Linked DNA regions of Homo sapiens: region 2 is linked to region 1. The links are chromatin contacts, found by Hi-C or POLR2A ChIA-PET in ENCODE. All regions are on one chromosome and are shown on one strand. Each heading gives the region's core, a stretch centred on a gene start or an enhancer-like site at or near the end of the contact. The rest is flanking DNA. Distances are from core to core; before and after follow the strand shown. Region 1 holds the start of UBE2E3 (ubiquitin conjugating enzyme E2 E3). Region 2 overlaps PPP1R1C (protein phosphatase 1 regulatory inhibitor subunit 1C).

Region 1 (4,290 bases), core at 749-3,248:
GTGTCAATTTCATTAAAGAAGATTATGACTCATAAAAGGAACATCCCCAAAGTACCATCTAATTTGGGTTCACCAAATTTTCCTTGCCAACTCCTTAAACAATCTGTCAGAATGTTAGTCTAATCTCTACTCAAGGACACTCTTAACTGAAGTTACCGAAGTACAGAATTAAGTTTGCTTAAAAGTATAATTCTAGTAATGTTGCTTACATACCACCTAAAGAATGACAACTCATTCAAGTACAATTAAACTGATAATGAAGTAAATATTTCTGAACTACTGCTATTGAGGTAAAACCAACAAAAGCGTCCAACCACCTGGAAGACAACCTGACAAAGTGTGCTGGATCCTTCTTTTACACATTACCTTTTAGCACTAGTGGATAACTTAGCAGTGGTTTTGCTAGAGAGTTTGGTGTTTTTCTTCTGCTGGGTGGCAGAAGGTTTTCTTTCCTCTTGTTCTTCAGGCTCTGGAGCGGCTGGGTCTCGCTGGTCCGCATCTGAACTGCCACTGCTGGTGCTGGGGCTCTCATCATCGGACCTTTGCCTATCACTGGACATCTTGGTGAAGTTATCTCTTGGAAAACTTTTAAAGAGAACAGGGGAGGAGGAGGAGAAAATGTTAAATCTAGGAAATAAACCAACAGCATTTTCTTCTAGTCATCTAAAATCGTCTTGTAATGAAAAAGCTTCAAAAGTGTTCACACTTATTTCATCGTACAACAGGGGTACGTACAAGGGAGGTGATGTGTCACACAACGCCAGCGTTAAGGGATTTGCCGAACTCAAGTTAGAAAACCCACTCACATTTTTTTCCGTCTCTTGGACAATCTATCAATTGTCTACTTTCTCAGAAGGCATGAAACAGATTTGCCAAGGAACTTAGGCAACAAGCATTAATAACATATGACACACTGTAAATAACAGATCTCGCTGAAAAATGTTTAAAAGTCACTAATAACGTCTAAATATTTACACACTGACATTGGTCAAAGCTACCAAATTCCCTTTCCGAGAGGAAAACACACCCTGTTAATCGCCCATATGCTTATTTAAGGTGGCGATTCCTCCTCAGTGCACGTAAAGCCTTTAAACACAACACTTGGAAATTTAAAAATCAACTAACGAGCTGCTCTAGCTGTTTCCACGGCCAGCAGCGAAGATTCATCCGGCCAAGACCGAGCTGCCACCCTGGGAAAAGCAGAATTCAAACTGCACCTTCTGCAAAGCTCCCAATGCCACCAAGGTTCCTCGCTCAATTTTTATATCACGGACCGACATTTTGTCCAAAATAACGAAAAAAATAAGAAACCCAGAGAAAAAACAAACAAATAAACAAAGCCCCAAGAAGTGCAACAAATTTCCGCGCCCGCGGAGGCGAGCCACGGCCGGCGGCGGCGGCCACGCAGCTCCGCGGCCCTTTGTGGGGAGGGCCGCGCGGGGGCCGCGGGTAGCGCTCGCCGCGCCGGGCGCCAAGTGATGCGAGCAGCCCAGCCGGCCCCGCCGCGGCTCGCGGACACCGGCGACGCGGGCGCCCGGCGCGAACAAAGCTGCCCGCCCCCGCCCCCTCCCCCACCGCCGCCGCCGCCCCGGCCGCCCCCCACGCGGCCCCCCGGCCCCGCCGCCTTACCTCGGCCGCCCGCCCGGCCCGCTCGCGCGCCGCTACGGTGTGGGGGAGGGAGAGAGAAAAAAACCCTTCCTTAAGGAAATGGAGGCAGCTGTGGGGGGGGGAAGGGGGGGGAGGGAAAAAAAGAAGCCGAGGAGGCTCTGGCCGGGGAGTGTGGAACATTGAAAGTCGGAGGGGGTTGTGCAGTGCCGGGCTCCGGCCGGAGGGTGGCGCCGCCCAGCGCCTTCGGAAAAAAGCGGGGGTGGGAGCTCGGCTGGGCGAGGGCGCGAGCTCCCGGCGAGGCGGAGGGGACGCGGGAGACCCCCGCGCGCTGTAGCCTCCCGCCGCCGCCGCCCGGCTCGGCTCCTCCCGGCCGCGCAGTCAGCAAGTTCCGAGGCGAGCGCGGGGGGGAGGGGCGGGCGCGGCGGCGACGCGCGTGCTCGCTGCTTGCCTGGCGGAGGGGCGCGCGCCGCCGACGCCCGGCGGGCGCGAGCTGTTCCCGCGCGCTCCCGTGCGCGCTCTCCACACCTCCCCTCACCCTGGGGGTGCACGCGTCCGCCCGCGCGCGGCCAGGACAAAGAGCGCGGCGGGGACCCGGCGGGCTGGCCCCTGCCGCCCTTGGCCGCGGAGCCTGTGCCAGAGAAGGCGGGGGCGCGGGCACCGTATCGCGGGGCCGCTGTGCCGCGGGGTGGCTTCCGGCCTGGGCCCGCCTCCGGGGCGAGGCTGCCCATTGGGCTACCCGCGTCCCCAGGGCTGGTTCCATCCCATCCGCCTGCGCGGGGGCCGTCGTGGCTCCCGGGGCCCCAGTACCTGGGCAAGGGCCCTGGGCGCGTGGTTGGGAGTCCCCCGCCGCCCCGGGAGACGGGAGACTAATGGGTGTTGTTGACGAGGCCAGGCACGCAGGCGGAGAAGAGCTGCCACTTGCCCCTCGCGTAAGCTGGAGGAAGGGACAAGTTGGGGTCCTGGGAATTGAAGAGGGTAGAATGTATTTGGAGATTAGGGGAACAACCTCTATTTCTTTTTGGCTCATAGCTTGCAACTGTCGCTGCCAAAGGGAAGTGTCCTTCGGATTATTTGAAACCTTAAAAATCCAAAACAGTGTTTAAAATGTCCCGCTCAACATTCTTAAAAGTGAAGGAGAAGAGTTTGGGGTTGGGGGGTGGCGATGAGAGCTAAAACATGACACTTTTCTGCGGGACTCTTCTGTCTTGCACATGAGGAGCCAGTTCTGGAAAGAAAAGTTCTGAGTGATGTTGAGTCAGAATGTCCACCCAGAAAAGCTTTAGGTGGAGATAGTGACAGTTTTGTTTGTTCTACCATTCTTTTTGCAGTCTCCAGGTGGACTCTGCGGTTTTTACCCCACGGCACAAAGTAGCCAGAATACAAAAACTTCCTGTTTGCCACCCAGGCCTTCTCCAGCTACTGAGAACTTGTTCCGGTGATGGAGCCTCAAAGGAATTTGTGGATTCCTCTCCCACAAGTGTCCAGGGGCAGGGGTGCTGTGAGAATGTGCAGTTCACAAAGGGAGTGAGAATGGCAGTCAAAAGATGTATAGAGTTAAGGGAAAGAAGAAAAGACTGAGTGAGCCAACGTATTTGCTTACTATTTCTCCTAATAGAAAACTTTTGGTAAAGGCTTGATAGCAACTCTAAAGAGTAAGTTACATTTCCATAATTTTCCAAAGACACAGTCATTCAGTTAACTTTATTGAGGGCTATATGTTGCTAGGTGCTGGACATACACTCATTCAATTGCTGTGTGACTAAAGCCAGGTCTCTACTCTGTGCTAAGAGCTCCTAGTCCAGAAGGGGAACAGTTCATTAAAGTTCGCTAGGTTCATAAGTAGTAAGGATATTCCACTCAGAATGAACAGATAGAATATCTCATGCCTCAAAAAAGATCATGGTCTGTGTGTGGACAAGCATTTTGATTTGGCTGGGTCAAAGAGTGCTTGTGGGAAAAGCTTGTTAGTGAAAATAAAAGCAGAATTTTCCCCCAGCTTTACACGATGTGATGTTACAGCAAAAGCCAGCCAATTTGGAGTTGAAGCTTTGCTTTGTTTGGAATGGGGAGACAGAAAAGGAAAGCTGTACGTTAAACATGGGTTCTTTTAGGAAATTTAAGAACAGAAATAGCCTGAAGGCCCAAAGGCCAATTGCTGATAGGATTTAGTGGGGTAAGGAGCTTAGGGGAGAAAGATATTTAGTTGTTTGGTAACATCTTCTACAGAAGAAATAGTATTGGGTTGAAAAGCCAGGGAAGTGTATTCTAATCCTCATTCTACGAAGTTCATATGACCTCAGGCAAGTTAAGTTATTTCAATTACTTTTATGTAAAAGGAGATTGTATCAAAGGTTCTAAGTCCTCTCCTGCTCAAAAATTCCATGATTCCGTGATTCTTTGGCGAACTTGAAGTCATGGAGTTTAACTTAACATTCACCCAACAGAATATTTAGGATCTACTAACTGCTTGGGAAACTGGAGTGAAACATGGGTCATGCTCTTAACCAAGCTCAATTGTGCAGTGGGGCAGCCAGAAACGTAGCCTGCAGAATGAGAAGTGCTGTATTAAAGAAGTAAAGAGAATGAGAAAAGAGCATTACTAATCATCAATTAACTAATAATGGAACTATTAATTCAGGTTGGAATTGTGGGGCATGAGGTAAAGGTCAAAGAAGGAAACAT
Region 2 (4,290 bases), core at 747-3,246, 1.0 Mb before region 1:
GGGAAATAAATAGGCTTTTTTACAATTTCTTAAAAATTAATACTAGCTAACACTTCAATGATCTTCAAACACTGGACCATTTTTTTGTATTGTCATTAATACAGACAAGGCAAGATTGTGGATTCAAATGAATTACAACCACATTCAAATGAGACCATTTAAAATGCAACATAAGTATGTGGACAATGGGCCAGTATAGCGTTTATTTGAATACATTTAATTGGAGGTCCCTGGGGGTGGCTGGTACCTCAAGATCTGGGCCTGATAATGTCTTACTCATCTTTAAGAGTCCCCAGAAACTTCTCAGTATGGTCCCTGGAGCCCAATTTTCTCTTGACAACACAATCATTCATTTTGCAAAATAGAGGGTCTCCATGAAGAGAGATTTTGTGCATGTGATGCCTTAATACTGGAAATAAATTTCTACTTTCATTTTGTTGACCCTGAAAAACTTCCTGTTATTTTTGGATTAAAAAATAATCACCAGAAATTTCTGGAGCCCCCTTGCGTTTTGAACAATTCAATCTTAGTCCAGCATTATTTCCTAGCTATCATCCAGTGTCTCAGGAATCCAATCTAGAGGCTTCAAAATCTGTTTTTTTAACTTAGTTTCAGAATCCTGAAACGTATGCCTCATTTAGAAAGTAATATGCTACATACAGTATAAACTGTGGCTTCTTTTTCGTTTCTGGAAATGAATAGCCAAAGCAATTGCACATCTCAGTTCTCTCTAATGACCAGGCCTGCTATCAAATTTGAAAGGAGATAGTATTATATTTAGTATCATATATCTCTTATGTCTCCTATTAACTAACTTTTGGGAACCTGAGGCATGTGAGAACAACCTTTGTTTTTATTCTTGATTTCAAAGGATATTTGACACTAAAAGGGTCAAAGATAAAGTCGATTTCCCCAAAATTTGGCTGTGATAGGAAGTTCAATAAATATACTCAAAAAACTATTTTACCTTATGCTTCGGATTCCACTTTTTAGATGTACAGTGAGCTTTTAAATGACGTCAAAACTCCTGGGTACTTACCCAAATCTGCACTTATCTCCAGGCCTCATACAGCTCACTCATGTTTAGTAGGCGTCAGGTCCATTAAATATAACTGTAACCATATTGTCTCTGCTTAACGGTAAATGGAAAACAATGGATGCCACAAACTTTAATATTCAGAAGACCTGGTCTAGGCTGGCTTTTTACTGGAAGACTGTGTCCAGCTCTGGGCTTCAAAGGCAGAGCAATAGGGAGAATTCGGATAGAGTTTATTAAAGCCCTTAGGGAGATTGAGAATAAAAGAAAATAATCATTCATTCATATTTTTTAAAAGGTGAGAAAATGACTTTTTATTGCAGAGAACAAATGAAGTTATTTTAGAATAAAGTGGGGAATTTATATTTAAGTTTGGTATAAGAAATCATTTTCTAACATCTGAAATTATCAGAGCTGGAGTTGAAAAGCCCGGTTAATTATGGATTCTTCTCTGAGGTATATAAAATGGAGCGAGTCTCAGGGACTTGGGTTGGTTTATGTATGTCTGTCATGAAGATGTGTGGTTAAAGTAGGTATTTTCTGAAATTATTTTCCAACTCTAGATTTCAAACGCTGGTAGCCAAATATACAGTCTTTTCATAAGTCTACTTAAGACATTACTTGTTTTTAAGTAGACTTAAAATATCTATAGATGTGATGGAATAAATTACAGAAAGTATCTTTGCCATTTATTTCCCTACAGAGAGGATTTACACATAAGCAGCTCTCTAGATAAAAAAAAATATATAGGAACCAAACCAGTTCACTACAGATTATACAAAAGTAAAAGCAAACAGCACACAGTATAAGAATAGATAATAATGCTCTCCTGTGTAGCTTCAGAGAGCTTATCATAAAGAGGCCCTTAATCAGAAGAGGAACTGAAAATACAGAGAGGCAGTTTGCTACAAAGGTCACTCATGTTGGTAGCCCCAGAAAACATTTGAAAAAGACGAAATATAGGGAACTTTGGCGATTCCCTACTTCCCCTATCTCAGTTTTTCAGTATCTTTTTGCTGCCACCTGACTGTTGAGAGTTATTCCTAGGAGCAAATACATTGTTTCTGCTTTTTCTACCCTAAAGACACACCTCTGTTACTAAACTTTCCCTGACTCATGCCTTCAATTTAAAAATTTTAGTTTCATCTCCCACTATTTTGAGTTAAACTGATTTACTAACCCATGCCAGAGGGTGATATATCCTTAACAGATTAAGTATCTGTTTACATAGTGCTTCTACTGCTGAGAGTTCTAGGTTATTTGTCAGAAAGGGACTGATGGGACATTATGCTGCCCCTAGAATACAACTAATCAGGTGCCTATCTCATCTATGTGTTTAGACCAGCATAGATGAACTAGCAAACAAAAAATCTGAATATACATCTTGAAATATCTTTCTATTTTTCCTCTACAAAATATAAACAGAATATATATAATCATTCTTTCAAATACTCCTATAATTTACTCTTCCTGCAAACACTTCAAAAGGTTAAAAAAAAAAGCAAGCTATGTCTAATCCATTTAACAGTGATTGCAGTACACTGATCTTGTCATATGAATTGGAATGTTTTATTACTTATGTTTCTATAATGAAGAATTTAATTTTCTTTGCTTTATTAATTGACAATAAAGAAAGATTTGCAGGGTTTTGAATTTTAAACAGCATTAATGACAGGTGAGTCCAAGAACAGCCAATTATTCCCTGGCCAATTTCAGTGAATTGAAGAGATTTGTTTAGTTTTACCAGGATTTAAAGCTGCACCCAGCTTTTGTTTTTCAAACAACATATTGCTTTTGGGGGACAGGAGAAACAGTTGCTTAAAAATGGTCATTTAACACTTATGAGTGTTTTCGTTGTTACTCTTATTTGTTTTGTTGTTTGATAGAGAGTGTTCAAATAATGTGTGGAAAAGAAACTGTTGGATCGCGCAGAAATATTTAGAACAGATGAGATTATGAAGATTCTGTTTTTCTTGTTATATCTTTGTTCTTAAATATCACATGCAAATATTGTATTCCCGAACACATCAGTTAATGATACCTAATCTTTGTTGCACTTTGCAATTTTTAAGTCATGTTCATGGTAACTCTTTTGATCATTACTACAACCCTGTGAGGTTGAAAGAAAGAACACTATGATCCCTATTTTATAGATGAGAAAATAAAGCTTGGAGGCCGGGCGCTGTGGCTCAGGCCTGTAATCCCAGCCCTTAGGGAGGCCGAGGCGGGCGGATAGCGAGGTCAGGAGATCGAGACCATCCGGCTAACACGGTGAAACCCCGTCTCTACTAAAAAAAAAATACAAAAAAATTAGCCGGGCGTGGTGGCAGGAGCCTGTAGTCCCAGCTGCTCGGGAGGCTGAGGCAGGAGAATGGCGTGAACCCCGGAGGTGGAGCTTGCAGTGAGCTGAGATCGCGCCACTGCACTCAAGCCTGGGCGACAGAGGGTGACTGTCTCAAAAAAAAAAGAAAGAAAAGAAAGCTTGGAGATATCCCTTTCCCAAGATCACATCACATGGCTAGTTAAGACCAGTATCCAAGTTTGATTTGGTTTAGTGTTCTTTTTTTGCTGTTTGTTTCTTTGTTGTTGTTGTTGTTTTATCTTTAGAGTTATTTCCCCAGTAAGCTTGGTGCTAGATCATTTTTACTGGGAAAACTATAAGCTTTTAAGGGTTTTACTACAAAAATCCATCACTAGTCCAAAATCTCTAGTTGCCATGCACACTTATCCAAGTCCTATACACAGCCAAAAGCTGATTAATTCTTTGTAGACTATTCTAGTTTCCATAAAGGGGGAGGAAGATGCAGGCAGGTGATGTACTAAAATAAAGTAGTTCTCTGTGAGATGCTATTTGCATCTAATTTGTCTCCAGTGGTGCTTAAAAAACAAAGAGAAGTATGAGGTCAATTAGAGAAAAGGGACAATGCCATCTAGTAATTGGGAGATCTGACAAAAAAAAAGGTTTCTAGAGAAAAACTGAATCTTATTCCCAGGGATATTTAAGTACAATTCCTTAATCTACTAAGATAAGTGGTCCAGAAAATGGATTTACTTTGTTTGGATTTGCTTGTTTATAGGGCCTGAATGACTAGTCACATTATAAAGCCTTCACCATGTAGTGCAAACTGATATTTTCAAAGCCAGTGCCAGTGGAAATGTATGGGCTTCAGTATCAGAATTACCTGCATTTGTCTCTGGAATCCGTCACTTCTAGTGGAATAGCCACAAAAATCACTTCACCTCTCTGATACACA

Evidence for each region. A loop is a pair of places that touch in the nucleus more often than their neighbours do. ChIA-PET counts read pairs that join two places held with the same protein, here RNA polymerase II (POLR2A). Pooled maps may share reads with other maps.
Region 2: a loop to region 1 is called in a pooled map, with 4 times the contacts of the local background. The contact joins the enhancer-like site here to the promoter of UBE2E3 in region 1. A Hi-C loop is called at or near these places in 1 of 37 single-sample maps with no recorded cell type and 2 of 50 pooled maps. POLR2A ChIA-PET finds 5 or more read pairs at or near these places in 1 of 52 experiments (OCI-LY7).

Annotation. Positions count from the first base shown.
Region 1 is chr2:180,978,313-180,982,602 of GRCh38, reverse strand. It overlaps UBE2E3 (ubiquitin conjugating enzyme E2 E3), which reads right to left and starts at 1,998. Exons shown (of 6, transcript NM_006357.4): 1 at 1,630-1,998; 2 at 367-585. The coding sequence starts at 560. UBE2E3-DT (UBE2E3 divergent transcript) reads left to right here and starts at 1,591. Exons shown (of 2, transcript NR_187176.1): 1 at 1,591-2,537; 2 at 2,937-4,290. RefSeq lists a silencer at 1,721-2,580.
Region 2 is chr2:181,989,362-181,993,651 of GRCh38, reverse strand. All of the region lies in intron 2 of PPP1R1C (protein phosphatase 1 regulatory inhibitor subunit 1C), which reads right to left. Among named protein-coding and RNA genes, the nearest start is that of PPP1R1C, 5.7 kb to the right of the region's middle. Within about 2 kb of position 1,996, at least 2 of the 41 ENCODE cell types and tissues checked have a DNase peak (open chromatin) inside an H3K27ac peak, as active enhancers do; they include OCI-LY7, where a contact is called at or near this core.